Linked DNA regions of Mus musculus: all the other regions are linked to region 1. The links are chromatin loops, found by intact Hi-C in ENCODE. Cell type or tissue: left cerebral cortex. All regions are shown on one strand.

Region 1 (5,000 bases):
AGACAGTGACCTCCAGTAGCTACTTCCTCCTCCAGTGTTCATAAGGGGGTGGGTTCTGTCAGTCCTGTTCCCCACCCCCCCCCCCCCGGGATCAGTGGGCATAGACACCCCAACAGGGGATAGTAGGGACTGACAGGAAATGTAGGGGTGGGGATGGAAGGAGAGAGTTCCGAGGAATGCACAAGCCCAGTGGGCTGGAGTTGGGGCCAGTGGGTGCCTGGCATCTGAGGGCTACTTAGTCGGATGGTTACTTTTATCATTTTATGGAAAGAACATCACCGCTGTGACCTCTTAGGGGTTCAAGCGGAATAATTCAAGGTTCCAAGGTTCTGGGACCTGGGCCGTGTGTGGACTCTGGGCTGGGGAGGAGTTAAGGCGTGGTCTCAGTCAAAGGCGTGGTCTCTCCCAGTCAGAGCAGGAGAGTAAAGTGAACCCCCCTGGGGTGCTGAGGGGGGTGGGTGTGAGAGGGAATGGAGACCTGGCAGAAGGAACGGCAGAGACAGAGGGCCCTCTGAGTTGTACGGATTTCCCTAGAGCCTCCTTCCCTCCTGTCCCTCAACCCCGGAGGTCTTGACTCTTGATCCGCACGGATACAACAGACCCAGTTCAGAGGAAGGGATAGGGCAACGGGGGAGCACTGGAGGGTGGGGGTGCAGAAGGGCAAGCAGCCCTGCAACCATTAACGTTTTCACATTCCTGGCTCCTCACCGAGAGCAGTTGGCTAGGCTGGTCCCTGTGAATAGGTCCTTGCTGGCCCAAGTTCTTGCTGTAAAGCTGGGCTTTTGTGAACCCAAGGGAACTGATGGCGGCGGCGGTTTGCAGTGAGAAGAGTGGTAAGATCCGAGTTGCTTGGGTAAAATGTGCGGAGCAACGGTCTCCAGGCAAGCAGAGGCATCCTCCTTTCTGGACCCGCTAGTGAAGGGCACCTGTGGCGGTGGACAGGGTGAGCAGAGGTCACAGGCTTGGCTCTGAGACAGACAGGTGAGAGGTGGACTGATGATGGAGACTGTGGTCAGAGGGGCTAGGAGGATACTGGGGATCCGAGGTCCTATAGGTCAGGAGGGTGTTCCTCAGACTCCAATTCTGGGGTATCTGGCTTAACTGAGCACTCCTCAAACTGGGAAGAGGAAGGCAGAAGGGGAAAGGTCTGGGGATCCCTTTAAAGCCCGGGATGCTATAGAGATGCTGTCCCTTAAGCTTTATGTCTCTTCCCAGGCTGGAAGTGTCCAGAGCACTTCTCACAGGTCCCCGGCACATACCAGGTATCAAATAAAAGTCAGCTGGAAGGGACGATCAGGGTCAGAGGCCCACTGTGAGCAGGTGGGGCCAGCTGGTTGCCGCAAAGGCTGACTTCTGTCACCTTGCCTTGCGGACAGACGGCTCAGTGGCTTCTGTCAGTGGGACTGTGAAATCCACTTCCTGAGCCAGCCTTTCTACTTCTCATTTTCTCTGGGTCCTTTTGTCTTCTGTGTCTCCCATAGAGACCGTCTGTCTATCTATCTATCGATCTATCTATCTATCTATCTATCTATCTATCTATCTATCTATCGTGTGTGTGTGTGTGTGTGTGTGTGTGTGTGTATGTGTGTGCTCACACACACTTATGTGAGTAATCGAGCAATGCATGGGTGTGTGCTGTACCTGTATGTGGTGTGTGCACATGGAGGCCAGAGGTTGCTGTCAGGTGTGTCTTTATTTTTCACTTTCCACCTTATTTTTTTTTAAAAGATTTACTTATTTTTATTTTATGTATATGAGTGTTTTGCCTGTATGTATGTATGTGTGTGTGTATATATATATATATATATATATATGTGTGTGTGTGTGTGTGTATACACATATGTGTGTGTATGTGTGTATATGTGTTATGTGTATGTATGTGTGTGTGTATATGTATGTATATGTGTGTGTGTATGTATGTATGTATGTGTGTATGTATGTATGATATGCATGCCTGGTACCCTCAAAGGGCTCTGAAGACGGTAATGGAACCCCTGAAGCTGGAGTTACAAACCATTGTGAACTTCCATGTGGGTGACAGGAACCAAGTCTGGATCATCTTTAAGAGCAGTAACTGGGAGTTTACCCGTCGAGCCTTGGCTTCAGCCCCTCCGCCTTAGTTTTTGAGACTGGGTCTCACTAAATCCAGACTGTGCCACTTTGGCAACACTGGCTGCCCAGAGAGCACCAGGGGGTCGGCTTGTCTCAGCACTGAATTATACAAGTGTGTTCCATGCCTAGCCTTTCACTTGGCTGTTGTGTATTTGTTTACGTGGCACACTTTATTGATTTAAACCATATCCCCAGCCACTGCATTTTTCTACCTTTAATTTGTGAGGGATTATGTTGGGAAAGATGATACAGTGGCAAACAATGCTTATACCTGAGATAGATGACACCCCCCACGCCCCCAGCCCCTGTAAGGTCTGAGGATCATTCTCTAAAGCCTAGCAAGGTCTGTGATGCGGCTTTGTTGGAAGAGGGTAGCATTTTCCTTGCTAGGTGTGATTTTGTGGCGCCACCTGCTGGCAATGGACAGATATAATCACACTGAGTTTTGCATGACTGTTCACACAGAGAAACCAAATATTGGGGCTGAAGTGATGGCTCAGTGGTTAAGAGCACTGGCTGTTCTTCCAAAGGACTCAGAACCCACACAGCAGCTCATTAGATGTCTGTAACTCCAGTTCCTGGAGGGATCAAGACTCTCATCTAACTTCATGGACACTAAACCTATATGGGGAGTGTATATATGTATATATTCTGTGTGTATGTGTTGCCTGTATGAATATATATATTCATGCAACACACATACACACAGAATATAGATAAATAAATCTTAAAAATAAATCAATTATTAAAGCATATATATGTGTGTGTATATATATATACATACATATATATGTATGTATATATACATACATATATATGTATATATATATACATACACATATATATATGGCTTGGAAATTCCACTGTGGCAGAGCACTAGCTTAGCTTGCCTGAGCTCAGCATTTTTGGCTTTAGCCACTGGCTGGCACACCAAAGAAGCAAGCAAGCAAATAGTAACGTGCAGAATGGGACTCAGTGAGACACACACGTGCCAGACTTCTTTGCTGACCAAATTGCATCCTCGGCTCTTGGGGGAGTCCTTTATTTTTATTTCTAAAATAAGTTTTTAAAGGTTTTTTTATTTTATTTTATGCGTTTGTCTGCATGTATGTCTACACTCCAGGTACTTACTCAGTGCCCAAGGAGGTAAGGCTTTTCGATCCATTAGAACTGGAATTACGGATGGTTGGGAATGACCGCATGGATGCTGGGGCTTAAACCTAGTTCCTCTGCAAGAGCAACTTGTGCTCTTGACAACGGATCCTTCTTTCCAGCCTCTAGGGAATCTTTTAAAACTCAAATCTAATCAAGTGTCTTTTCTATGCTTAAATACCTTCAGTGGCCTTTAACCTCTGTTTAACTCTAATCCAAATGCCTTAGTAAAAACCCAAGTCCCATAAAGATCTGCAGGCTCAAGACCTCGGGTCAGACTCAATGTTGGCTATGCATTGAAGTCTTCTAGAAATATTTTTTAAACAGCCATCAATGGTTCATCCCTGCTTCCTTTTCTTGTGTGAGCGTCTGTAGTGTGCACTAAGCGGGTGTTCTGTCAGGGAGCCTCATCCCCAGTGCCTGCTCATTTGGAGACAGTCTCCCTATGCAGCCCAGGTTAGACTCAAGTTCGAAGTCCGTCTGCCCCAGTCTCCTAATTGTTAGGATTAAAAGTGTGTGTCACTTAAAAAAAAAAATTAAATGCATTTTATTTTTAGACAACCTACATGACATTTTTCTTAAGAAAAGAAAAACAAAACCCTCAAAACAAACAACTCCCCACCAAAACAGTGCCTCCCCTCTAAATAAATAACAATCAAAATAAAAGCTCAGGATGACGTCAGTCCCATCTGTCTGTCCCAAGTCCTGGTGTTGTATGGATGGTAAGCAGCCGCCAGTTGCCAGTTACGGTGTTAGGCGATATAACCAAGTGGTGACTGCAAAGCAAGGAGAGTGAGGTCCCGAGCAGATCAGCTTGAGTGTGGAACTCCCCTCGCATGGAGATGTGCTCCCCAATTCAACCTGGGCACAAAGACACAAAGACAGGCACAGGGAGAGTTTCCTTTTGCAACCTAGTGCAACCCCGAAGTGTTACTTTAAAATCTTATAGTGCAGTTGAACTGGGATGCGCTGCGATACTGACATATTTGACAAGCTCCTGTGTAGATTTTATATCTATTTGTTTTGGTTGTTCAAGATAGAATTTCTCCATGGTAAGCCTGGCTGCCTTGGAACTTTCTCTGTAGACCAGGCTGGCCTTGGGCTCAGAGGTCTGCCTGCCTCTTGAATGAAGTGCTGGGACCAAAGGTGTGTGCTACCACTGCCAGGCTATTCTGGGTAGATTTTAAAAGATGGAGGAGTTGAGAACCTCTGCATTGAATCTGGCTGATCATCCCTTCCTCACCAGATACCAACCTGCCTGAGCTCTTCCAGCCTCAGGACTTTGCAGATGCTGTCCCTTCTGCCTGGAAGGCATTTTCCCTTGCTTGCCTTGTGTCTCCTCCTCCCCCTGCCCCAGACTCAGTTTAAATGTCTCCTGTTCACAGAGGCCTCTCCTAAGCACTCAATGTAAGATGTTTTCTCTTGTCACTATCAATTGTTAATTTTAAAAAAATCTTTCTTAATTCTATCGCCATTAAAAGTTTTGGATTTATTTGTTTCTTAAAATTATTGTATTTCACAATAGATGATAGCCAGAAGAAGAAAAGTTTGTGTGTGTGTGTGTGTGTGTGTGTGTGTGTGTGTGTGTGTGAGACACCATTTACAATGATAGCCTGTGATAGGAAGAGTTCTAAGAATAGAAAAGGGGGCACATTTACAAGTTAACAACTTAGTTTGTTCTCATTTTATGGATGCTGGCAGAAGACAAAAGACTCTGAGGCCAGAGAGAAACTTTA
Region 2 (5,000 bases), 180 kb before region 1:
CGATGTATCAACAAGGCTCTTACTGAGATTAACTTACTTTTCTATTAGAGCTGTCATTAAGTTTGCAAAATTAGCTGAAATTAACAAGGGTTTGGCATCACTAAAATGTCTTCAGCCGTAGCTGACCGTGAGAGCTGCGGTGCGTCCCTGGTAGAAAGGCGCAATGGACCTACTGCTCCCATCTACTGCCTCCAGCTAAACACAACCCACCTCTTGAGCAACACAGTATGATCAGTGGATGTCTGTCTACACAATTTATCCATCTTTGCTGACTGCACCCAGGTGCCCAGGAGAGAAAGGACATCTAAAAAAATGTGAATTTTCTGAGCACTGCCGAGTCCCTTAAGTCAAGGACAGAGGAAGGAAAAGAGTGTAAACAGTGAGCAGGCATATCGAAGCTCTCCCTTCTTGTACGTGGTCCAAGTAGTAAGTAGTTTTGAAATTACAAAACTAGTCAGACGTGGTGGTGCGTGCTTTAAGTCCCAGCACTTGGGAGGCAGAGGCAGGCAGATCTCTGAGTTCAAGACCAGCCTGGTCTACAGAGCTAGTTTCAAGACAGCCAGGGCTACACAGAAAAATCTTGTTTTGAAACATGCCATACCCCCAATTAACCCCCACCTCCAAAAGGAAAGAAATTGCAAAAACAGCTAGGCATGGTGGCACACACTTTTACTCCCTGCACGCAGGCGGCATAGACTGTGGATCTCTATGCGTTCCAGGTCAGTCAGTTAGGTCCACCAGTCAGACCCTGTCTAACACAAACACCCATTAAACATCAGGTGTGAACACCATGGCTCCCTGTGAAAAATGCACAAAGGAAAATCAAAGTTTTCTGTTCTTAATTCAGCCACCCTGTTACTTAAAGAACTGTCTCATCAGGATAAAACCTCCATCACGTGAGTGGCTCGGTTCCACTCACTGCCTTTCAAGCTGGGATGCTGACACAAAGCCCAGATAGTAACTAAGTTAAAAAAAAATGCTGTGTTTCACATTTAAGCATATTCCAAGTTTCTTTTACAGACTATAAATAAAACATTACAGTTGAAAAATCTTTCTCTTATGAATCCATAATTCTGTCAGTCTAACTTAGGTTAAACATTTGAAATACTTGCTGAGAAAAATTACTGTTTTTGAGTTTAAAGACTTTATGCTGAGGTTTAACTGTGTGGCCAAGCCTACCCAAGTCTAATGGCAAGCTCTTCTGTTCCTCTCATTGCCAAGAGAGAGTCTCCATGACCAGCAGGTTATCTCGCCTGACCAGGGAGGACAGCTGGAAGGCTCTGTCCACTCAAACACAGACACAGACGCAGGCAGACGGTAGCACCAGGCCAGGCTCTTACCACCTAGGCGAAGGCCCGTGCACGTGACGTGCTGAGTGAGCAGGCCAAAAGGCTGGACCTCTGAGTTCTGGAACAGGAGCCTGACAAAGAGTTAGGGTGATAAACATTTGTAAAACGTCTTCTTCCTGTGTGCCTGGCTTGTGCCTTGCTAATGTGTGGGAAGAAGGCCAAGCCCTCCCAGCAGGGTTGGGAAGAGGGGTGCAGGTAGGAAAGGAAAGGAGGGACAGAACTATGGCTCGCTCATTCTCTCCGTTTGTCTTTCCTAACAGCATGACCATGAGTTCTGCTGAGGACCAGCTCAGGAGAGTGAAACTTTATATAGTTTAAATTAGTATGTATGTGTTCTCCCTCTCATATTAAACTTCTGGAGGGAAGAGTTCTATATGGTTACACGTAGATTATATATGCACAACGAATAACTTCCTTAGAAGGCTCTTTCTGGAGCGCTCTCCTGGTTGGTAAGGGATGCAGCGCTGAAGGAGAAGATACCTTTAGGTCCTTTCCCGGGCGGGGGCTCTACCATCGTTTTGCTCCAGATCAGCATGACTCCACCCGAGTCTCCAGTGAGAACATCTCCATTCCCCAAGAATGCCAAACACTGAACGAATTTTGGTTTTTCATATTTCTATAATAAAATGAGAATTTTTAGTTTTCTCTTTGGCATGGTGATTTTATACTTACCCTACAATAAAAGATTAAACACACACACACACACACACACACACACACACACCTACATACACCCACACACAAACAATGATGTTCCAACAGTCTGATCCTTACCCCAAAAATTCCCTGTTTTCTTGTTAGTGAGTTGCCACTCCAGGTCCAGAAAAAAATATGAGATTTACCACATGTTATTATTGTATTTGCATCTGTTGGGTGGAATTCTACAGCCAAAACAACTTCGTTTGTTGTCTGTGGGAAAAAAAAGTGATAGTTTTAAAAGAATGTATATTCTTACTATTACCAAAATCTAATTAGAGTTCATTATAAAGTCAGAAAAAATAGTTTAGGAAGTTTGCTTTTTCTCCTAACACTTATTTTTCCAAAAAAAAAAAAAAAACAACAAAAAAAACCCCAAACAAACCAGAATTTTTAGTAAGATTTAAATTTGATATACTTATGCTATTATAGCAATTCTTTTGCTACTTTTTATAAGACATTTGTTAAGAACTATAGCTTACGTCTTACATATTTGGGAAAGCACACTATGTAAGATGCAAGAGCCATGTGATGTTTAAAAGCTCAAAGCAGCAGAGCTAGAGAGAGACCACATCTCCTTTTAGTCATCCAGCCCGTGCCCGTGCTTAGGAAGGCAGAGGGTGAGCTCTGTCTGCTTCACCTAAGCAGAAGCGCACACAGTGTACTCCTTTAATGGTTACAGGCTTTTCCAACCCTGAATGAGTTCCATTCATGTTGATGTTAAATGCTGTGAAATATAAAATACTCTTTGGAAAAGGATGGAGGGGGAGGAGGGGGAGGGAGAGAATGAATCTCCTGCTGACTGGAATTAGGGTAGTTCCACTCTTTTTTCTTTTAGCTATCGTAAACTACAATGTAATCTGCATTCTGGTGAACCAATCACGTCAACTGATTTCTGTTGAGTTTATATACTCTGGAGAGCAACAGGCTATGTCAGCAAGTAGGCACATGTTAGCAAGTAATGCCAAATAGTTACCCACACAGCAGCACTTCCATCCCGACCTACCAACAACCCACACAGCAGTGCTTCCATCCCAACCTTCAAACACACACATAGTAGAAGGCATTTACCAAGCACTCAAATCTTTATGATGTAGGCAAGGACAGTCTCCTGCTAGAATAACATGCAGGAGGAAAGTGGGGAGAGAAGGCCCAGGTATCTAGCTAGCCCTAGAACCCAGTCCTTCTTAACAAAATGCTCCCCCCCCCCCAACCCCCAAGGCTTTCCTTTCTACCCTGAATAGGAACAAATAAATACTCTGGAGTTAAGTTTTAGTTGCTTTACAATGACCAATTCTGGCAACGGACATCTAGGAGTTTGAGGAATCTGGATGAGAGAAAAGAGGGGAAGAGACAAGCACAAGCCTGTGGTCTTGAATGACTACAGCATCTACACTGACAATCAGGAGACTGTGACACGTTATTCTTCATTTGTGATAGATTGCATTCATATACAATGCCTGGGAAAGCTGAACCAGAGATCAGACAGGAACACTCTCAGTAGAGGGCCTGCAACACATCCTGGAAAGGGGTAAAGAACGGCCAGCGGGGGAACCAGGACTTCCCGGGGTAGACCTAACTACAAAAGAGAAAACACTTCTGTAGTTCATTTGCTTCAACTCCCCTACACATCAGTGCTCTCTAAATTATACAGAACGGATTATTTGTCTTCGCTTATGTTTTTAAGGTGAGATTTTCTGACAGAGAATTTCAAGTACAATCAATTGTACCTTGCTTGCTTTAGAAGTTACAATAACAAAAACCCATTTTTAAGGGAAAAAGTAAAAAACTTGCAATTTATCAAAAATAACCCTAACAAAAGAGACAAGGTGCTGAAGCAAAGTATATCCTTTACTTGTTAATCATGTTTATGCACATGTATGTCTGTGTGCTTGCTCACACCTAAGTGCAGGTGCCCATGGAGGCCTGACTTCCAGAGAGCTGGAGTCACGGGTGGTACATGATGTGTGGGTGCTGGGAGCTGGTCCTCTGCAAGAGCAGGACCAGTTAGTTCTACCTGCTGAACCATCTCTAACCTTGGAAACATAGTCTTCTTTAAGAACTTATAAAAGCCCTTCTGTAGTCTTAACATTTCTGCCCCATGTAAATGCAGCTGCGATGCTAACTTACAATCTTCCTACAAGCCAGGCTGAGCCACACCAGGGTTCTGCAATATTCCACAGCACTCACAAATTCTACAATCCCTTTAAATGTTACAGCATTGTTTATAATCATTATACAGAAACCTTATTATTTTTAAATATGACCTTCAGTTATATCAAGCATGCTCTTAAGGGTAAAGGTTCCCTTTAGACTTATAAAGCTTTAAAGACTGACTGAAAAGCCCGATTCATGAGACAGCAGCAGCTAAGCAGAGCGCTCAGCGTGAGGAGGGACTGCACTCAGTGTTTTCTGAAAAGGTTCCACGCCAGCTTTGAAGGTTTATCTAACTGTACTGTTAAAAGTCACAGAATCTGATAAACTGGAAAAAAACAAAACGAAACAAAAACATTTACTCTTATAACCTGGATAGGCATATATTATAGATCCGAATACCTTTAAAAATACTTTAAAATTCAATATCCAAAGTTTATGTGATTTACCTTTATTTCTGCGATTTTTGATTTTTTCTGCCAGTCCCATACAGTAAGCATGTGCTCATTGGAGTCATCAATAACGCATAAATGAACACCTGAATCCTAAATAAGTAAATTTGAAGGAAAAATGCCATTACTATTTGTTAAACTCGAAAAACAATTGAATGTACTATTTACAAAAACTGTGTTTTTTTAGGAAGAGAAACACACTAACTTTCGTCCTATGTCCAGCTTTGCTCCTGACTGACTCCCACCAGCCAGTGAGCAACAGCCCACCTCTGCGACTCTCTCAGTCCCTTCGCTCTCTTATGCTTCTTTCTTGCTGTTAGAAATATGTAAGGCAATTCTCCAAGCAGGA
Region 3 (5,000 bases), 460 kb before region 1:
GTTCAGTTGTCACAATACTTATTGAGGGCCCAGGACCACAGAAGGCATCTTATCAAACACAATTCCCACAATTCTTTTTTGATTGTATGAGGACATGTCATATTCCCTAATTTCAAATTCTAAAGCTCTGAATTGAAAACAAGCCTGGAAAACTGAGTTTAAACATCTCACTTAGGAGCAGGCAAGTTGACTCAGCCGGGAAAGGCGCATGCCATGAAGCTGGGTGGCCAGAGTTCCAATCCCTGGGCCCCACATAATGGAAGTTGTTCTCTGACCTCTGTATATGCGCAGAGGTGGAGACAAAGGCACACACACACACACACACACACACACACAGTATCTATCAGACAATACAATAAAAGAAAGTTAAAGTCTCACTAAGCTCAAACAAAGAAGCAGCAATTGTAGCTTCCGTGAATGTTCTTTCTATCGATGTATGCACAGAGACACAGTTCTAAAGGCGCCGCCTACTTGCAAGTCCAATACCATCTCCCCGGCGGGGATCGATAAAGTTATTGCTGCATTGGCACTATTAGCACAGCAAATATCACATACAAAATTATGCTCCCTGCCTAATTGGAATTTGATAAATTGTTGCTATAAAAGACATGGCTAACTGAATTCTAATGGTGCCTTACAGAGCAAAAGGCGTCATTACATATCAGAATAACAACAGCAAACCTCACTTTTGGGGGTGGGGGAAACGGGGTTGGTTCTGTTGTTTTAGCTTTAAAATTTGTAGCCCTGGCTGGCCTGGAACTCTCTATGTAGACCGGGCTGGCCTTGACTCACTGAGATCTGCCTACCTCTCCCTCAAAAGTGTTAGGACCAAAACTGTGTGCCACTACTCCCAGCTTTTTTTTTTTTTTTTTTTCTTTTTAAATTGTGTATATGAAGGCCTAGAAAAACGGTTCAGTGGTCAAAAGCCCTGGCTGCTCTTCAAGAAGACCCGGGTTTGATTCTCAGCACCCACATAGTGATTCATAGCCATCTGTAATATCATTTCCAGGAGGTCCAATTCCCTCTTCTGGTGTCCACAGGCATGCACAGACACCCACATATATAAAAATAATTTTAATAAAAAAATAAATTATGAGTGCGTGTGTGTATGTGTGTGTGCTTGTGTGTGCATCACATACATACAAAACTTAGTTTTTAGAAAAGAATCCTTAAAATGTTGGGGCTTTTCCCTCCCCACCCCAACTCTTCTTCCTTCTTTTCTCTTCTATCTCCTCCTTTTCCTCTTCTTCCTCCTCCTCTTCTGAGACAGGGTCTCATGTACCCCAGGCTAGCTCTGAGCTATCTACCTAGCTGAGGATGGACTAACATTTCTGATCCTCCTGCCCTGTCTTCTGAATGCTGGACTTGCAGGCTCCAGCAGCCACCCTCTTTCCATGGTGCTAAGGTTCACCAGCAGGGCTCTATGCGTGCTGGGGGTGCATACCTGCTGGGGATACACACTGAGCCGCCTCCCCAGACCCTGGAATATTTTCTAGGCCAAATTTGAATGCATTTTTCTGAGAGAACACCTGCCCAGCAGTTCTCTTGCTCTGTAACCTAAAGACTTACTCACACTTTTAAGCCCCATTGAAGACCTCAAGCTTTTATTAATGGACATTATGCCTATCAAGATTTACTGTAAAAAAGAGCAGAATTTCTTTAAAGACTTATTTCTTTTTCTTTCTTCTTTCCATTAACTTATTTATTCATTTTACATCCCTATCACGGTTCCACCGGTCCTGCCAGTGCCCCCTCAAATGGCCCCTCCCTCTTCACCGCTGAGAAGGGGGAGGTCCCTCCCAGGAACCAACCCACCCGGGCAATCTCAAGTCACTGCAGGACTAGGCACATCCACACCCACTGAGGTCAGACAAGACAGCCCAGTTAGGGGAGCAGGATCTACAGGCAGGCAACAGAGTCAGGGGTCCAGTTGCTCCAATTGTTGGGGGACCCACATGAAGACCAAGTTGCACTTCTGCTACATCTGTGTGGGGGGCATAGGTCCAGCCCATGAATGCTCTTCTGTTGGTGGCTCAGTTTCTGGGGGCCTCCAAGGGTCCTAAAGACTTAATAATTATGTATCCAGGAGAATGTGCTCTCAATGCAGGTGCCCACGAGTACAGTGCCTACAACGGCCAGGAGAGGGCGCTGGATCCCTGCGGCTTGAGTTACAGGTCTCTGTGTCCCAATGTGGAAACTGAACTCAGGTCCCCTGCAAGAGCAGTGAACTAAATGCCGAAGTTACTTCTTTAAACTTAAAACAAAAAAAGGAATATGTAGGGTGGGGATGTGCACCTGAGTGCAGGTATCCCTGAAAATGAGCCAGGTCCCCCAGAGGAGAATTACAGATGCTAACAAGCTGCCAAATCCGGTCCTTAATAACAGCAGTGTGTGTTCTTAACCTCGGAGCCTACATTCCAGAATTCATTCAATCCAGAATTTATTTTTGTTTTTTGTTTTTGTTTTTGTTTTTTAATTTCTTGTTTTGTTTTATTTTTGTTTTTGGAGACAGGGTCTCTGTGTAACCCTGGCTGTCCTGGAACTCACTCTGCAATCTAGGCTACCTCGAATACAGAGATCTGCTTGCTTCTGCCTTACAAGTGCTGGGATAAAAGGCATGTGCCACTACATAGAGCCGAAAAATTTTAAGCAAACTACAAGCACACATTCTATCAGCAGGGAAACTGTCACCCTCAAGTGCCATCCGGTCTCTGCAGAACTCCCGGCCTGATGAGCAGCTGGTGCCGGCAAGGTTAGTGTGGTTTTGAACGTTACTCTGACCTCACAGAAGGGAGTGGAAATGAGCAGTCCACGCACAGGAAGTCAGCGGGAAGAGAAGGCCGTCTGAAATGGTCCTTTCACACAGTGAGCTGCCATGACTCATCAGTTCTACAGCGAGTCAGGATCCCATCAGAAATAAGCTACTTCTGCTTTACATTTATTCAAAGAACACTGCATCTGGCAAAGGCTGCCCAGTCTTATAATAAATCAAAATCCATCTGGGATTCTGTAGCCTTAGCGTGCCACCATGCAACTTTCCGCTCGCTGTAAACTGTGAAACTTCAGAAGCGAAAATAAAAGAGCCACAAGTGTCTTAGCTAGGGGTTCGATTGCTGGGACAGAACACCACGGCCAAAGCAACTCGGGAAGGAAAGGGTACCCCAGCTTACTAGGCTCGGTCACACCCACCACTAAAAGAAGTCAGGACAGGAATGCAGAGGGACCTGGAGCAGGAGCTGATGCAGAGGCCATGGAGGGTGCTGCTTACTGCCTTGCTTTCAGGATTTGCTCAGCCTGATTTCTTATAGAACCCAGGACCTCCTGCCTACAGAGGGCTGGGACCTCCCACATCAATTATTAATCAAGAAAATGCCACAAAGGCCAATCATTTTCCCAATTGTGGTTCCCTCGTCTCAGGTAACTCTAGGTGTCAAGATGACAACAGACAACCAGCACAAGAAGTAGCCTTCCTCTCCAGCTCACTCCCAGCCCCGTCCTCCCAGAGCATCCTCCTCCTGAACTCACTCCCAGCATGGTCCTAGGGCTTCCTCCTCTCAGCTAACCACCAGCACTGCTCTCGCAAAACATTACCGTCCTGAATTTACCAGCACTGTCTTCCCTAAGCACAGTCGAGCATTTCTTCCCATAATAAACTACGTAAAAAGGATCCACATGCCTGTAATCCCACCACTCTAGAGACCTAGGCAGGAAAGACTTACGTGAGTTCAAAAACAGCCATAGTGAATTCCAGAGTAGTCAGGACTACAATTTCCAGTACCCAAATTTAGACCCAAATCCACAAAGTTGTCCTGACCACCACGTAAGCAACATGGTACACACATACAAATAAATAGATATTAAAATTTTAAAATAGGGTCGGGGGTACTGAAGTGGGGGAGTAAGAAGGGTGATACAGAAGGAGAGAGGAGGGGACATAAACACTAAGGACATTTGAAAGATATTCTTTTGTAAGCTTACTTAATAATACCTACATCATGTGTATGTGTCCCTATCCGTGTGTGTGTGTGTGTGTGTGTGTGTGTGTCCATGTATTTATGTTGCATATACATCTATACTTTTATTGTTACAGGGTGATAATATTCTCCCAGGAGCCATAGACTAATAAAAATCCCAGTGACAGACATGGGACACCTCACGGAAGTAGTTAGTCAAGGAATCTAAGAGAACAATACAATACACACAGATAATTGCTATTGCCCTTGGTTGCTTCCCAGATCTTGGAAGTAATACCCTACGCTGAAAACACCACACACTTTGGTGATAGGACTTGGGAGAAATCAAGTTGGCGTGACCTTTAAAGACCTTCTTCCGTGGGGGCTGGCTCTCATAATATTATTAGATGCCATACAAACTGCTAAGGAGAAAAGCAAGAAATAGCCCTACTCAGCTGTAAAGACTTCCTCCACCCACAACAATGACTGACCATACCAGACGGCCCCAACAGCAGCCAACAACTATGTCATTGAACTTAAGGCCTGCTCAGAATGAGAGAACCTATGCCTGCTACTGTAAACCTAGCCAAGAAGCTGCAGCTGGAGAGGTCAGACCCTAGAGGAGAGCCTACTACAGCCATTTCTCTAAAACACTACAGCTTCGGACTGACTACATTACAAATACTTCTCTTCACCCCATCAAGCGCCTCTCATCCCTCACTGGAGTTTCACTGTGCAGCCCACCGAAGGTATCACATACATCCACAACTGGCCAAACCCAGAGGAAAATATGACTCGGTACCAGTAGCAACTGGGACATCAACAGAGCCATCCCCACACCCACAGCTCAGGGGACACTGCAGAGGAGGGAGAAAGAACCCTGTGAGTGCTAGATACCAGGACAACTGCTGCCAGACAGGTCTTCCTGGCGTGACAGGATGCTGGACCACATCCTCCCAATGATATGGCTGCCTGCACAAGACCACTCTGGGCAACACCGCAATGTGGATGGGAAATTTTTGTTGCTTTTGCTTTTCTGAGACATTG
Region 4 (5,000 bases), 160 kb before region 1:
CAGGACCTCTGGAAGAGCAGTCGGTGCTCTTAACCACCAAGCCATCTCTCCAACCCTTAGTATCTCTATTAATGACTCAAGTTACCTAGGAAAAACAGTGTGGTAATCCAATATGCAAAATTTAGTAGTTCATATAACTATGAAGAGGAAGATAAATTTCTTGTGGGGTGTCTGTCTGTAACCATTATTTCAGATTAAAAAGCTGCACTTACTGTAGGTGAGAAGTTCAAGTTATTTTTATTATTATCACTCACAGTGTGCCCAGCCTTAGGGTTTGATCTAAGAACAGGGTAAGACCTCCTCCACTATGGTTTTAACAACACATGACGCATGTCATTATTACTTCTGAATCTAAGAGTGGGCCTTAATTTCCTGATGGTTTTTAGCGTAGCTGAACTTTGATGATAAGGAAACCATTACCAGCTGTAAATACCCCCTTCTAGAATCAGCTTTACCCTTGGGGGTAGTGGTAATCTACTCTTAAAGGTGCTGATCTGTGACATAACTTCCTTGGTGGTTTTTAAAAGAACATCAAATTGTTGAATCCATTTTTAAGTTTCTCCTAGAATGTTTGATCTGATCAAAGGTGTCCATGATCAGTGTATTCTGAATAACAAATGACAGATTAGTAGGTACCTCCATTGCTCCTGAAGGGAAGCAGAGCTGAAAGGCCTGAGAACGTCATCCTCTCATGAACTGTTAAGCTGAGAAACCAATTACTTAAGACAACAAAGGAGCTATTGGTGCTCACTGTTTTTTCTGCTATGAAATAAAACTGTCAGTGTATGAAAAGCTTTGTCATCTGAACTGGTACCACACTGAAGACCATATAGAACGTAAGAAGAACATGAACACTTTCTGGCACTGAGAAGAAAGCAATACAATACACGATTAAAGAAAGACTGGCTGGGATCTGAAATCCAGTTTATTTTCTAATAGCTGTGAGACATGGGTTCGCTTTCTTAGCATATAAAATGGTAATACGACTACTTGGAATTATGACTAAATAAGTTAATATAATATGGAACATAATTTGAGGCCCTTGAGAAGGATGTGTAACTTTTATTCTATTGTTCTGATACAGGGCTTAGCTATGTCTATGTAATCCAAGATACTCTCAAACTTGAGTGCTGGGCCTACATGCATGTGCCACTGTGTGTGGCAAACAGTAACCATGTAAAACACAGTTTAGCAATTTGCTTATGTTTAATATTCCATTTTCTCTGCATAAACTTTTAAAGTGGCCACCCACAGGATAGCAGGTATGCCAGCATTCTGATGATTCTACCATGTATACTTTAAAAGCACGGGCCATGAACTCAGGCATCCGTGTGGTCAAAAAATGAAAACGAGACAAGTGGGAGGTGACAGGCTGACGGGTGTGACGCAGAGGCACAGTTCAGGGAGCAGTACAACTAAGTTCATTTTTCCAGAGAAATAGCAAAACAATAATTTACTGTGAACTCTCCCAACTGTAAATGCTTACGTCTTTGAAAGTGTGAGAGGGAGAGAATGGGAGAGTGACTCAGTGCATGAATGAAAATGACAAGCCCCTGCCTGGCCAACAGTCAGCTTTAGCAGACAGTCCTGTGCACGGGAATCGACAATGTGAAGATGAAGCTCCTTTCTCTCTAGCAACTGGCGTTCTTGCTGCTGGTGTTTTCTTGACTCTTGGGTTTGTCTGCTCCTTTTCTTTTCTTTTCTTTTCTTTTCTTTTCTCTTCTTCTCTCTTCTCCTCTCTTCCTCCTCTCCTCTCTTCTCCTCTCCTCTCCTCTCCTTTTTCCTTTCCTTTCCTTTCTTTTCTCTTCTTTTCTTTCAAGAGAGGGTCTCACTATGTAGCTCTGGTTATCCCAGAACTCACTATGCAGACCAGACTGGCTTTGAACTCACAGAGATCTCTGCCAGGCTCTGCCCTCCAAGTGCTGAGATTAAAGGTGTGTGTGTACCAGCAAGCTGGGCTCTGTGGCTTCCTGATCTTGGGTCACTGCTTGCTTTACTTAAGCAGCACTTTCTGCTCCCATCACTGTGAACTCACAGGGAAGACAAGCTGACAAGTATGAGTCAAGGGACTTGTCTAAGTAGGGTTTGAGATCAGTGACAATAATAACAAAAGTGTTGTGGTCTAGAAAATGTAATTAATGAACACTTACCCTCATGCTGGTAAACAGAGCAGGTGATCAGTGCTCAGCAGAGAAGGTGTTCACTGAGTGTAACTAGTATATATTATACCGCCACAGCTAACATGTCTAGGATCCAGAGCGGACAGAATACAAACTTTGATGTGGACCTAGGTTTGAACCTCAGCTTTAGTCCTCCCTAGTGTTCATGCTTAAAAAAAAAATGTATTGATAATTGAGTCTGATCAGTGACAAAGTCATTTAACTACAAAGGCAATTATGTGGGATACTGTTGATTAAGATTATTCATTTTTTGACTCTTGCAGACTAGGAATTGAAAAAAAGAAAAAAACCTTAAGAGTTCATCTAGTCCAGCTCCTACTGTTCAGAAAAGGAAATATGGTTTAACCAATTTCAATAAATTTTAAGTCTACATTCCAGAACTTTGTTATTTAGAACTTTAATCCCAGCACTGCACTCAGGAGGCAGAGATAGGTGAAACTCTTAGAGTTCAAGGCTAGCCTGGTCTATATAAAAAGTTTCAGGCAAGCTAGAGAACTACATAGTGAGACCTTGTTTTAAAAATAAACCTACCCAGAAAACAAAGGTTCTATATCTGCATCTTCCAAAACCAGTCACTGATCCATTAAATGGCATGAATAAGAGATACTGGAAGTGTAAAATATACAGAATTGATTTTTTTCACAGCTTGATTTATTCCTAGACTTAAAGAGATTTAAAAACAGAAAAAGGCCTTTTTAGAAACAGTAGACTGCGTACGTTTAGACTGCAGTCACTCGTGTTATGGGTGCTACTGCTGAAGACCTCTGAATTTCTAGTGTGCTGACAGCTTCAGCATCTTCTCCCACAGATGTCTACTTTAAGAACCCTGAACATGTGCTGGAGAGATGGCTCAGCGGTTAAGAGCACTCACTGGCTGTTCTTCCAGAGGACCTGAGTTCAATTCCCAGCATCCACATGACAGCTCACAACTGTCTCTAACTCCAAGATCTGACATCTTTATACAGACATACATGTATGAAACAGGCAAAAACATCAATGCATATAAATAGAATAAAAATAAACGATTCAGATCCCTGAGCATGGTGGTGGATGCCTGTAACCCCACATTTTGGAGGCTGAAACAAGAGGACAGGAGTTATTGGCCATCTGGTAGCACACTAACCTTAAGACCAGAAAGGCAGGGCAGTGGTGGCACACGCCTTTAATCCCAGCACTTGGGAGGCAGAGGCAGAGGCAGATGGATTTCTGAGTTCGAGGCCAGCCTGGTCTACAAAGTGAGTTCCAGGACAGCCAGGACTACACAGAGAAACCATGTCTTGAAAAACCAAACCAAACCAAACCAAAACAAAAAGACCAGAAAGGTTATCTAAGATATCATTTCAAAAAAAATTTTTTTTCTAGTTTACAATTTTTAGAACTAATAGTTTCTTCTAAATTAGAGTCTCAAACATAAGCAAAATACAGAAAAGCGTGATGACACTAAACTGCTACAAACCCAGGGATCTACTCATTTTCAGCTGTTTCTTTAATGGCAATTCTGTCTATAAACCATGCAGCTAAAACCCAAAGAGATGCTGGAGAAAGGAACTCTGGTTTTATAGTAGAAACTGACAAAGATCCTTTTTGGAAGACTTCCTAGAACCAGCTAATGACCCAAGTGTCTACCTGTGAACCATGTGTGTACAGAAGTCCTGGGAGATCAGAAGAGGGCACTGGATCCCTGGTAACTGGAGCTCTAGGTGGTCATAACTTGCCATATGTGACAGGAACCAAACCCAGGTCCTCTGTAAGAACAACAGGTGCTCTTAACCACCAAGCCATCTCTCTGACCAGTAGTATGAAAGTAATGATATTTTAGAATTCAACAAACCAGGTTGGCTGTGTTGGCATATAGCTTTAATTCCAAAATTCAGGAGGCAGAGGCAGCTTGGTCTACAACGAATTCCAGGCCAACCAGTTTAGACCTTGTCTTTGAAAAACATAAAGAAGAGAAAAAGTTCAACAAAATAATGTTATATATAAGAAAATTAAAAAATGTGTGTGTGTGTGTGCGCGCGCACGCGTGTGTATGAATGTGTGTATGTGTAGGCGTAAGCGGTGGTGAATGACTTAAATCCCAACAGTCTAATCTAAAAAAAAGTCCTAGGTATAGCGCCTACCAAATGTGATGTACTTAATACCAACTAGGATAAAACCTGGGTTTGAAAATTTGACTAGTATTAAAATGCTATTTTTTTCACCTTCTTTGTTCTATTAGCAAAATTTCCTAAAGTCTTAGTGTGTGTGATATATACACATAATGATAATACAAAAACCATGGTCCTAGCAATTTAGGAACTTACCTCAGAAATAGATACACAGATATATAAGAAATTTGGATGTTAATTAAAAAAATAAGCCAACTTACAATTAATCAATTTTGAACTTCTTTCTTTCTTTCTTTTTTTTTTTTTTAAACAACTCTGTCAAAATTCCTTGAAAACATCACACACAGGAGGTTACTTATGTGTTTGGACTTTTACAGCCCCCCTCCCCAAGGGCTTTCCTTCTGAACGGTCAGGTAACAGCATAGCTACACAGTGAGCCCCTGCTGCCCAGAGGAGGGGAAGGAGGAGGGGATGCAGCGGTAAAGCCTGCATCTCTCCAACCCTGCTTTCCTAACTAACTGGGCAGGAGAAGAGACACAAGGTTCCGGGGACTACAGAAACCTGGGTGCACATGAAACTGATTCAGCAGGACTAATAAACAGGTTTTAATTTTCATGCTTTGTGCTTTGCTTTGAGGGTTTGTGAAATTGGGTTTCATTCTTAAGCAAGGCTGTCCTGAACTCCTGCCATAGACCTGCCTCAGCCTCTCAAC
Region 5 (5,000 bases), 110 kb before region 1:
CAGAAGCTACACAGTGAGGGCCTGTTTCTCTCTGCTCTTAGAGAGGGGTCAGAGTTGAGTTATGACACTCACCTAGGGTGGCTCATAACCACTTGTAACTTCAGCTCCATGGAGCTGACACTCCTCCAGTCTCCGTGGGCACCCAGTACAGATACATAGATAGATAGATAGATAGATAGATAGATAGATAGATAGATAGATAGATAGATAGATCAAACTGACAATTTCTTACAAATAATGAGGTGAATATTTATGATTTCTAAAAAACATGTGCTGGATCTGGTAGTGCACACCTGTAATCCCAGCACTAGAAATTACAGCAGGAAGAGTGAGTTAAAGACCAGCCTAGGCTATATGTCTCTCCTGTGTATGTATATGAACACACATGCACAAGCCAAAACATGTGAGACTGTAAGAAGAGGTATAAAGTCAAAGTCCTATAATCTTAGGATTTTATACATTTCTGGTGAAAATAACATTTACCTACATAAGTTTCTAATTTGTAACTACAGCAAATAAAACTAGTTTATTCTTTAAAACTATTATGAGAATTCTCCATGTTTATTATCCAACAGAGAACAATTACAGCCAGCATTTCAGCTGTAAGTTACCACCCACAAGTCAACTCTAATCATATCACTTGTTTATATGAAGTAAGAATATTTTTTATGTTTTTAGATAGATGCAAATTATTCAAGGAACAATATTTTATGATCCACGATAATTATATGAAAATTATATTGTTTTGTAAGGACATATATCCATTGTTCTTAATATTTTCTTTTATAAATTTTTACTTCATTTTAGGAGTAGCCGTTTTGCCTGACTGTACACTGTACCTTCAGAGAACAGAAGAGGGCACTGGATCCTAGAACTGGAGTTACAGATGGTCTTGAAACACCGTATGGATGCTGGGAATTGAACCCAGGGCCTCTGGAAGAGCAGATGGTACTCTGCGTTCTCTCTCTAGCCTGTTTAGATATTTTGTTTAGTTGTCTTACAAAAATAGCAAAAAATAAGCTTTAGTTGGTCCTTTGCCCAAGAAGGCGGCCCATTCATGATGCATAGATGAAATTAAATGCAGTGGCAGCAAGGTCAAAGCAACCAGTTTCAAAACTGTCTGTGATGTAATGTGTTTTGTTATGCAGCTAGTCTAGTCATCAGGTAGTTATAAAAATAATTCCTAGCTTAAAAATTATTTGTTTAGAAAGGGATAAACATATGCAAAGTGCTTAGCCCTCTATCTGTACACAGGGCTAAGTAGCCCTAATGCTAGTTAGGTGGTTTTACACTTTTCTTATTACAAGCACTAATCAAATCAAACCAGCTAACACTTCTGTCACCTCATTTATTCCTTTGTTTGTATTGACATTTAAGAGCTTTTTTTTTAGATGCTTAGAAACTCACACTGTTGGCACTGTGTGGTCACCACAGCCCAATCCTCTCTCTCCTTTGACAGCATCTGTCCTCTTTCCCCAGTTCCCCACTCCTCCAACAGCCTTTGGTCATTCTCATCCTTGATACTGTTGTGACTCACTTTCTCCAGTTCCACGTGTAATGTCACCCAGTTCTCTGGCTTAGTCTGTTTAGTCTAACCGCCTCTAGAGCTAAACTACAGAACTCCCCCTTCCTTTAAAGTCAAATGGTACTTTATTATATATGCACATGCCATATTTCAAAATCCATCCGTTAACAGGCACCTCACTGATTTCTGTGCTTCAACTACTGTGAAGAATGCTTTAGTGATTTCAATTCTTTTGAACATATATATCACACATACAACTTGTAACTCAAATCTTTTCTAAAGGTTTCAGTCTTAAGATCAACTTCATAGACTGAGTACTGGTGAGATGGTGGTAGGTGAAGGTGCTTACCACCAAGCCTGGCAGCCTGAGTTCAAGCCTCAGAGCCGGTGGGTGGAAGGAGAACCAGCTCCTGAAACTTGTCCTCTGACTTCCACACATGTGCTGCACACATGCAAATACACACAACTGATAAATATAAAAAGTGTACTGCACTGCCACACTGCTGCTCTGGGCAACACCAGAGACTGTGACTTGTTTCAGTTACCAAGATCATGCCCAGGAGAGCAGAGGAGGCAGGCGGTCCACAGTGCTGAGAAGTCACAGCAGAAATGCTGAGTAAATTATGCTTGTCATATTCCTGTCTTCCCTCTTGGAGATTTTAGTTCTTTATGTACTATTTTTTTCCCACCAAAGATTCAATGAAAGGCATGCCAATGTTATCATATGAGTGTCTGTAAAACAAGCCAAAAAAAAAAAGATTCCTTCAGATACGAATTCAAAATTGTTATGAAATTTAGAGCCAAACAGCTAAACTTGAGGATTACTGTCTCTAGAAAGCAAGTTTATGAGTACAATGACACCTAACTTTCTGAAACTCTCTCTTTAACTACTGCAGGAGGAAAGGAAAGTGGTCACAAGCACCAATGAATAAGAATGTGGTATTTGTTGAATAAATTAAACGTTTCCCAAATTACAAACCAGCATTCAAAGTCAGACACGCAGTATCTATAGCTTACCAGTCACGTGTATTGCATAGGTCAGAAATGATAATCTTTGAGCCTTCCCCATATCCACACATAGATAGCTCTCCCCTAAATTTCAGCAACCTAATTACTTAGAGATTGTTATAGATACTAATACCCTGTTTCGATGAGTCTTTTGAAGCTTGCACAAATGAATTCATATGATACCACCAGAAAACCAACTGCCTCCCTTTGATGCTCCGTCACATATCCACCATCTGGCTGGTAAGTGACAGAACAAGGATTTCTGAAAGCACGATTCCTTCCCTAATTGTCCTCTCTACCAATAGGAAGGCCACTTTCCAACCCTTCACTATGCATGCCCTTGGCAATGTTCTTTCACAAATAAACTCAAAGCAAAGAGGGTGTTCTGAGAGACATCACTTCCACTCTCGCTGAGTAAAAATGGCAGCTGCTCACTGGCTACCTTTCACACAGAAGATCTATCTTCCTACTGTGGCACACGTGGCTACTCCAGAGTGTCTGTCCTGTTACATCTTTCCTCCTTGTAATTAGATCCTAACTGACTTAATCATTCATCATTATCCACAATCCCATTTCCCACTGTCCAAATTACAGACAAGATTTAATGCTAGACTGACTACCTAACTAGTTTTCCAGCACCGCCGGTCTGAGCAGCTCCGAGGTCCCTGTGATCATCTCTGTTCTTTGACTTAAGGAGTGGACAGCTGGCTACAATTTATTCTGTTCACGCCTCTCTGACCACTGACTACTGCCCGCAGCAGCTTCTCATCCTAAATTTTAGCCTTAGTCTTGGAAAACAAATTGCTTTCATGTTTTTAATTGCCCCCACCCTCATCACACTTTATCTTTTCTGTTTGCTCCCGAAACCTTCAACCCACCTATACCCCATAAAAGACAGGCAGGCCTCTTTCCCTTTCTAGCTCTAGTTTTTGCCCCAGGGTCTCTGTTAGATTGCCGAAGACAGATCTGAATTCTCTTGCCACTCCCTGCCAGCCTAAGTGGAATGCATTCAGAGAGGGCGTGGCTAATTAAACTTGCTCATAGAAAAGCATCCATGGTCTAGACTTGTTGTTGACTGCAGTGGACTCTCCACCTGTCCTTTGGATTCACCAATTCTATTATCAAAGTCTGACTTCAGAAAGAGAAGGAGGCATCTCCTTTACGTCGTGTCCATTGCTTGTTAGAGCCTAGTTAGAGGAAGCTAAAATGGCTAACACTCCACACTTTAAATATCCACTATGAATGTCAACAGGTAATGATCATCAATACAAAATTACAGTGAATTAAGTACATATTAAGCATTAGACACTCTTTTTATGTCCTTTAGAAACTTAGGTTCTGAGACTAAATCTCATAGTCTGGGCTAGTCTTGAACTTGCTATGTAATAGAAATGACCTTGAAAGTTCTGCTCTCCTTGCCTCCCCCTCCTGGGGAATACAGTTGTGCAATACCCTGTCCAGTTAATGTGGTGCTGGGGAATCTAACCCAGGCCCTCAAGATGCTACTAGACAAGCACTCTACCAACTAAGCTATACCCCCAGTCCCAAGATAAATGTTTTTATGTAGATTCATTAGAATTCAGACATTCACTTAAATGAATACTGCGGCTCAGAGATATATTTGTCCAATCTTCCAAAGTAGTAAATTCTAGAAACAAGGAACAACCCTCAGATCTCTGATTCCAAAATTATTAGCTAACTATAATAGTCACCTCAACTCCATGAAAATAAAATAAGTTTAAGCACGCTGTGGTAGTACAACCAAATTTAAACAGCTATCAAAGATAAACTTTCATCTGCCAAGAAGTAAATGATGTACCATCTGGTTAATGAAGTACTGGGTTTACAGAGAAAACGGTTATTGAAAAATGATTAACTTTAATAACACCTGGGACGATAAAGACTGGAGAAACACAGTCTCCAACAGCCTGATGCTCCCTTTCCGTCCAGGCTTCCTGTAGTAAATATGCTATGTTGCAATAAAGCTCCTTGAAAAATGAGTCATCTGGAACCAAACATAATCAACAAGATAATGATTAACCAAAAACTGGCACAAATCCTAAGAGAGTAATAAAATTAAAATTCAGTCCTTTGAGAGATCGCTCATGTTTAAATGCTGCTATCTCAAAAATGCAAGACAACTGGGTTTATGTAATATGTTTACATGTTTATATAATGGTTCTGGCATAAGTAATTCAAACATAAGAACTATGTTTGAAAATTTTGTCTTAAATTTTATATTTAACCATGTCACCACAAAATTTAACAATGAAAGGATTTTGTTTTCAGCTCAATAGTTCTGATTCTAGAGAGGCTGAAGCAATGGCTCAGAGGTTAAGAACATTTGCTGTTTTTGCCTAAGAACCTAGATTCAGTTCCTAGCACTCACATGGTGGCGTACCATCATCCCTAACTCCACACTCACATGGTGGCGTACCTTCATCCCTAACTCCACACTCACTTGGTG
Region 6 (5,000 bases), 240 kb before region 1:
CAAGGCAACTCTTATAAGGACAATATTTAATTGGGTCTGGCTTACAGGTTCAGAGGTTTAGTCCATTATCATCAAGGTGGGGGCATGGCAGCATCCAGGCAGGCATGGTGCAGGAGGAGCTTAGAGTTCTACGTCTTCATCTGAAGACTGCTAGTGGAAAACTCACTTTCAGGCAACTAGGATGAGGGTCTTAAAGCCCACATCCACAGTGACACACCTACTCCAACAAGGCCACACCTCCTAATAGTGCCCCTCTCTAGCCCAAGCATAGACACACTGTCACACAAGTTAATTGATCTTCTTGTCTATAGCCAAGTTCTGTTGAGACCCGAAAGGACAAAGCAGCTTAGGTCATGAACTTTACATAAGCTTTATAGTCTCCTGAATGGTTGAGTCTCTGATCGTGAGTAAAGGAGACGGGGTAACGATGGCTACCCCTCCATTGAAGAGGGAATGAGGTTTCACAAAGGGCCATCATCAGGCTTAAATCATTCAGCTGCAGAGAAACTAGAACTCAAACAGAAATTGTGATTTTTTTAAATTTCTTTTCTTTGTGTTACATCATACCATGCCTTTGTAAAGGTATCACCCTGGCTAGACTTATGTCAACTTGACACACAAACTAGTGTTATCTGAAAGGAGGGAACCTCAATTGAGAAAATGCCTTCATAAACTCTGGCTGTAGGGCATTTTCTTAACTAGTGATTGATGTGGGAAGACCCAGCCCATTATGGGTGGTGCCATCCCTGGGCTGTTGGTCTTGTGTTCTATAAGAAAGCAGGCTGAGCAGGCCAGAGAAAGCAAGCCTGTAAGATCTGCCCCTTCATGGCCTCTGCATCAGCTTTGGCCTCCAGGTTCCTGCCCTACTTGACTCCCTGTCTTGACTTCCTTTGGTGATGAACGGCAATGTGGAAGTGTAGGCTGCATAAACCCTTTCCTCCTCAATTTGCTTTTTGGTCATGGTGTTGGTTGCAGCAACTAAGCCTGGGTGGACAGTAAGGTTGGATTACTCATCATTAGAAGCTGCTGGAATCTTTGCTGTTCAGGGTATTTGAGGTGCTGAAGACAAAGGCAGGATGCTAATTCACACCCTTGCTCTAGAGTGCTCAGCCTTGAGTCTTTTCTTCTTATTCTTTAAAGATTTATTTACTTATTATATGTAAGTACACTGTATCTGTCTTCAGATCCTCCAGAAGAGGGTGTCAATCCCATTCTGGACGGTTGTGAGCCACCATGTGGCTGCTGGGATTTGAACTCAGGACCTTTGGAAGAGCAGTCAGTGCTCTTAAAACCGCTGAGCTCTCTCTCCAGCCCTGGATTTATATCTATTTATCTGTACTCTTGAGCCTGGTGCCTGACTCTGCCACTAATTGCTGTCCTCAGCAAGTCGCTCCGTTCTTCTGTGCTGTAAAATAGAGATGGTCATAGTACCAATTCTCGGGTTGTGGGGGTTCAATGCATTTAGAGAAAATACTATGTTAAGCTTGGCATCATCAGCTATTCATTACCAACTTACATTTAAAATATAGTATGCATAAATCTATAATGTGTGTGCAAAAACCTCTGGTTAAATGATAGGACTAAAAACTTGTTCCTGGAGGTTAGGAAGCCGGCACACTCTGTTTATGCAGTATTCGACTCAGAGTGGAAGCTTAAGTCACACTGCATGGTGCGGCAGAGTATAACCATAACCAGGAAGCTGTAACTGCGCATCATTCAAGCAGAAGGTAGAGATTTCACAAGTGTTCCCAGTCACCTCCCCTGCATACGTTTATCTCAAAGAACAGGGCCTAGGAAGAGATGAGCAACCAAATGAATGCTGACAAAATCTCACTCTCAAAAGCGCAAGATGCACACACAGGTGCTTTAAGTTTACGTCTACACAAAGCCTATAGATTCTTCCCTCTTCTTCTCCCCTCTCTCTCTTTCCTTCTCCCCTCTTTCCTTCCCTCTTCTTCCCTCTTTTCTCCCTTCCCTCTCTTTCCTTTCTTCCCTCTCTCCCCTTCCTCTTTCTTTTCTCTCCTCCTTCCCTCTTTTCTTCCCTCTTTCCTCTCTCTCCCTCACCTCTTTTTCCTCTTCCCCTCTACCCCTTCTTTCCTTTCTTCCTCTCACCATCTCCCTCCTTGATCTCTCTTCTCTTTTCTCCCCTTTCCTCTTCTCTCTCCTATCTCCTTCTCTCCCACTCTCTTTCCTTTCCTGTCACTTTTCCCGGCATTGAGACAGGATTTTGCTTACAGGCGATGCACTCACGGCTCCAAAGAGCTGTTCTTGTCATAACTGAGGTGAAATTCCTAACAACCCTTGGTACATTAAGACCCCTCAACAGATACTAATAACCCTGAAATGGGGCGGGACCTGGGCCTGACGAGACCCCACCCACGTCCTGGGCCCGCCCCCGCTCTAGGCCCCGCCCAGAACTCGCTCTGACCGACTGTGTCGCTCTCAGCCGCCCTCTTTGTCCACAGGACGCTTGCGCACCTGTCAAGGCGCCTTGGCACTGCCCACATCCAAGTGAGTGGTACAGAGAAGCCTGAGTTTTCGGGAAGCCTGAACACAGCCTCTTTCCATGTCTTTTAGAGTTTGTTTTCGTTTCTAGGTCTTGAGAAAGCGCGGTTTTTTCCCCCCGACGTTGCGTAGGAGGCTATGTTTTAAGTCAGGCGTTCTCTAGACAGTCCGCATTTTGGATTAAGGTCCTTGCGCTGAGCTTTGGGCGGGCCTAAGGGGAAGCCGGGTCCTTTTCTAGGGCGGTCGCACAGGCAGCGGCGGTGCGAAGCGGGCCTCCGCCAACATGTACTACAAGTTTAGCAGTTTCACGCAGAAGTTGGCTGGAGCTTGGGCTTCGGAAGCCTACACCCCGCAGGTACACTTTTGCCGCGTCGCCTTGGGCCGGAGAACAGCAGCCCGAGGCAGGCAGTTGCGAGGTTCGAGCCGTGAAGGGTTTCTGCCGGCCGACCGGTCCGGCTTGCTGGTGTCCCCTGGTGTCCTTAACCACGCAGGCTTGGAGCGGTCGCCGAGGTTTCTGGGTGTGTGCTGCACCCTAGGCGAGGTTTGCATGGCACTGAACTCAGGTCTGATACCTTGCGGGGGTCAAGGTGACCCCTGGGGTGGTTGCTTGTTTAAGGTGGATTTCCCGTAGAATCTGTGAAGGATTGCAGAAGGTGACATAACTGTGTTTGGGTTTCTGCTCTCTCTGGTTGAGGTGGCCTTTGTGACTTCCTCTTGTTACTGGCCCTGTCACAGCCCAGAAAGCAGCTTTACCCAGCTACCAAATGGAAGACTGGGAGGGCGGATTTGAGAAGCTCGCTCATAAGGCATGGGAATATATATATGTGTATACATACATACATACATACATACTGGGGAAAGCATCGGAAGTGACACCCAACGAGGTTTATGCTTTTGCTAGTTTTAAAGTGGCAGACGGTGACCGTTGACTACTGGGCAATCTGACATTATCCAGGTTCCAGTTAGATCCTATCAATGGCGTTCCCATCTCCAATCTCAGTGTTGTGAAAATGTGGTATTTTAGAGTTCCACTTAATACTGGGTTAGTACTGAATTTAGCAGCCTTAATCTAGTGACCTTGACTGCCCCTTCTAATTCGGGGCAGCATTAACTTGGGTTAAATGTGATGTGTCGAGTGAGCAGATTTTCTGGCAGATGGTTGGTGCTGGATAAATGCTATATATTCTCCTGAACTGAATCACTGCTCAGCATAGTTCGAGAAGCCTTGGTGGGACACGAAGCTGAAAAACCTTGAATAGTAAGTGACCTGTATGGGCTGTAAAAGAGATTGTCATTACTGCCTCTTTTCTACCCCTATGGGACACTCCATCTTAAGGGACAGTGTTTAAGTATGATTTCATTACAAGAGTAGATGTGCTTTCAGGAGAGAGGAGGCCAAGAAGGGTCGTATGGGAGGTTGAGGAGGAAAAGTCTCAAGAGTGTTTAGGTGTTCAGTGTCTAGTGCTGTGTTGTGTCTGGTAGCTGCTGAGGTTTTATGAATGTGGTGCTTAACAGACATGGCTGCTAGTAGGCTCTTTGCTGCTGGAGAGATCATAAAAAGAGAGAGAGAGAGAGACACCATCGTTCTGTTACAGAAATGTGGAAGGAAATGAGGAAAATTCACTCAAAGAACAGTCCAGTGTTAGAGGTGAGCAAGTGTGGTGTCAGTGGAACCCAGTGTAATGAGTTGTAAGGAAAGAACTGCCAGTATGTTGACTGATTTCTTGACAGACGATGTAGGTAAATGGCTGATTGCATTGTATCATCATCTATAGTGTATTTTCAGTGCATAGAGATGGTATGTTACTTTAGGCAAGGTTTGGCATACTTATGCCATGTGACGCACTCCTTTGTTAGTACCCAGACCATAAATTATACCACCTGCAGGAAGGTCTCTCAAACTCGCATTAAAACCCCTGTCTGCCTTCCTGTTTTGACATTTATCAGTTATAAATAGTTCTGCCTGTTTTTGAACCCCTGTAAACCCCACAGAAACTTCACTTTTGAGGTTCCTTCATGTTACAGCGTATGAGTTGTTTCATCAAAAATGTCACAGTTTCTTTTGTGGTGGTTGTAGATGTGCTTTTTATATTTTATTTTATTTTTTATGTATATGAGTGTTTTGTTTGCATGCATGCCTGTGCGCTTCATGCATGCTTAGGCCTGCAGAAGGAGGTTCCAAATCTCCTGGAACTGGAATTACAGACAGTTGTGAGCCACTGTGTGGGTAGAGGGGATTAAACTTGAGTCCTCTCCGAAGAGCAGCCAGTGCTCTTAACCTGCTGCACCGTTTCTCTAGTTTCTATAGATGTTTCTAGTGGAGATGAAGCAAAGGGTAAGCTTTGTTGTTTAGAAGGAGAAAGTAGAAATTTGATTAAGTGACATTGAAGTAAAATTGATACTCAGAGTAGGAATTGCCTAACAAGGCCCTTTACATCATCGACAGGACTTTCAGGATGAGGTGTTTGTGTGCTTGCTTGGTTGGCTTCCTTGAA

What was found. Hi-C counts contacts between places; a loop is a spot of excess contacts. Peaks named below come from ENCODE experiments on the same cell type or tissue, not always from the same donor. Only the 100,000 strongest peaks of a DNase experiment are listed, where the experiment ranks them.
Region 2: it touches region 1 in a loop (4-fold over the local background); 14 of 42 quality-filtered maps call a loop at or near these places.
Region 3: it touches region 1 in a loop (2.2-fold over the local background); 17 of 42 quality-filtered maps call a loop at or near these places.
Region 4: it touches region 1 in a loop (3-fold over the local background); 10 of 42 quality-filtered maps call a loop at or near these places.
Region 5: a loop joins it to region 1, with 2.1 times the contacts of the local background. A loop is called at or near these places in 3 of 42 quality-filtered maps.
Region 6: a loop joins it to region 1, with 3 times the contacts of the local background. A loop is called at or near these places in 19 of 42 quality-filtered maps.

What each region holds. Positions count from the first base shown.
Region 1 is chr17:83,269,210-83,274,209 of GRCm38, reverse strand. It overlaps Gm24240 (a small nucleolar RNA gene), which reads right to left and starts at 4,239; the gene lies at 4,105-4,239. In left cerebral cortex, a CTCF peak has its summit at 2,531 (motif pointing left); a DNase peak (open chromatin) is centred at 2,514.
Region 2 is chr17:83,447,904-83,452,903 of GRCm38, reverse strand. It overlaps Eml4 (echinoderm microtubule associated protein like 4), which reads right to left. Exons shown (of 23, transcript NM_001379374.1): 11 at 4,649-4,744; 12 at 2,124-2,258; 13 at 1,830-1,965. Among named protein-coding and RNA genes, the nearest start is that of Gm46594, 23 kb to the left of the region's middle. In left cerebral cortex, no CTCF peak of the experiment used is centred here; DNase peaks (open chromatin) are centred at 907 and 3,031.
Region 3 is chr17:83,730,152-83,735,151 of GRCm38, reverse strand. The region is part of intron 3 of Mta3 (metastasis associated 3); the gene reads right to left. Among named protein-coding and RNA genes, the nearest start is that of Mta3, 26 kb to the right of the region's middle. In left cerebral cortex, a CTCF peak has its summit at 2,138 (motif pointing right); DNase peaks (open chromatin) are centred at 2,145 and 2,900; H3K27ac peaks cover 352 bases.
Region 4 is chr17:83,432,728-83,437,727 of GRCm38, reverse strand. All of the region lies in intron 6 of Eml4 (echinoderm microtubule associated protein like 4), which reads right to left. Among named protein-coding and RNA genes, the nearest start is that of Gm46594, 38 kb to the left of the region's middle. In left cerebral cortex, no CTCF peak of the experiment used is centred here; a DNase peak (open chromatin) is centred at 3,012.
Region 5 is chr17:83,376,501-83,381,500 of GRCm38, reverse strand. The region is part of intron 1 of Eml4 (echinoderm microtubule associated protein like 4); the gene reads right to left. Among named protein-coding and RNA genes, the nearest start is that of Eml4, 28 kb to the right of the region's middle. In left cerebral cortex, no CTCF peak of the experiment used is centred here; a DNase peak (open chromatin) is centred at 2,063.
Region 6 is chr17:83,512,064-83,517,063 of GRCm38, reverse strand. Cox7a2l (cytochrome c oxidase subunit 7A2 like) reads left to right here and starts at 2,731. Exons shown (of 3, transcript NM_009187.3): 1 at 2,731-2,860. The coding sequence starts at 2,789. In left cerebral cortex, a CTCF peak has its summit at 2,457; DNase peaks (open chromatin) are centred at 2,485, 2,685, 3,447, 3,622 and 1 more place; H3K4me3 peaks cover 2,965 bases; H3K27ac peaks cover 2,234 bases.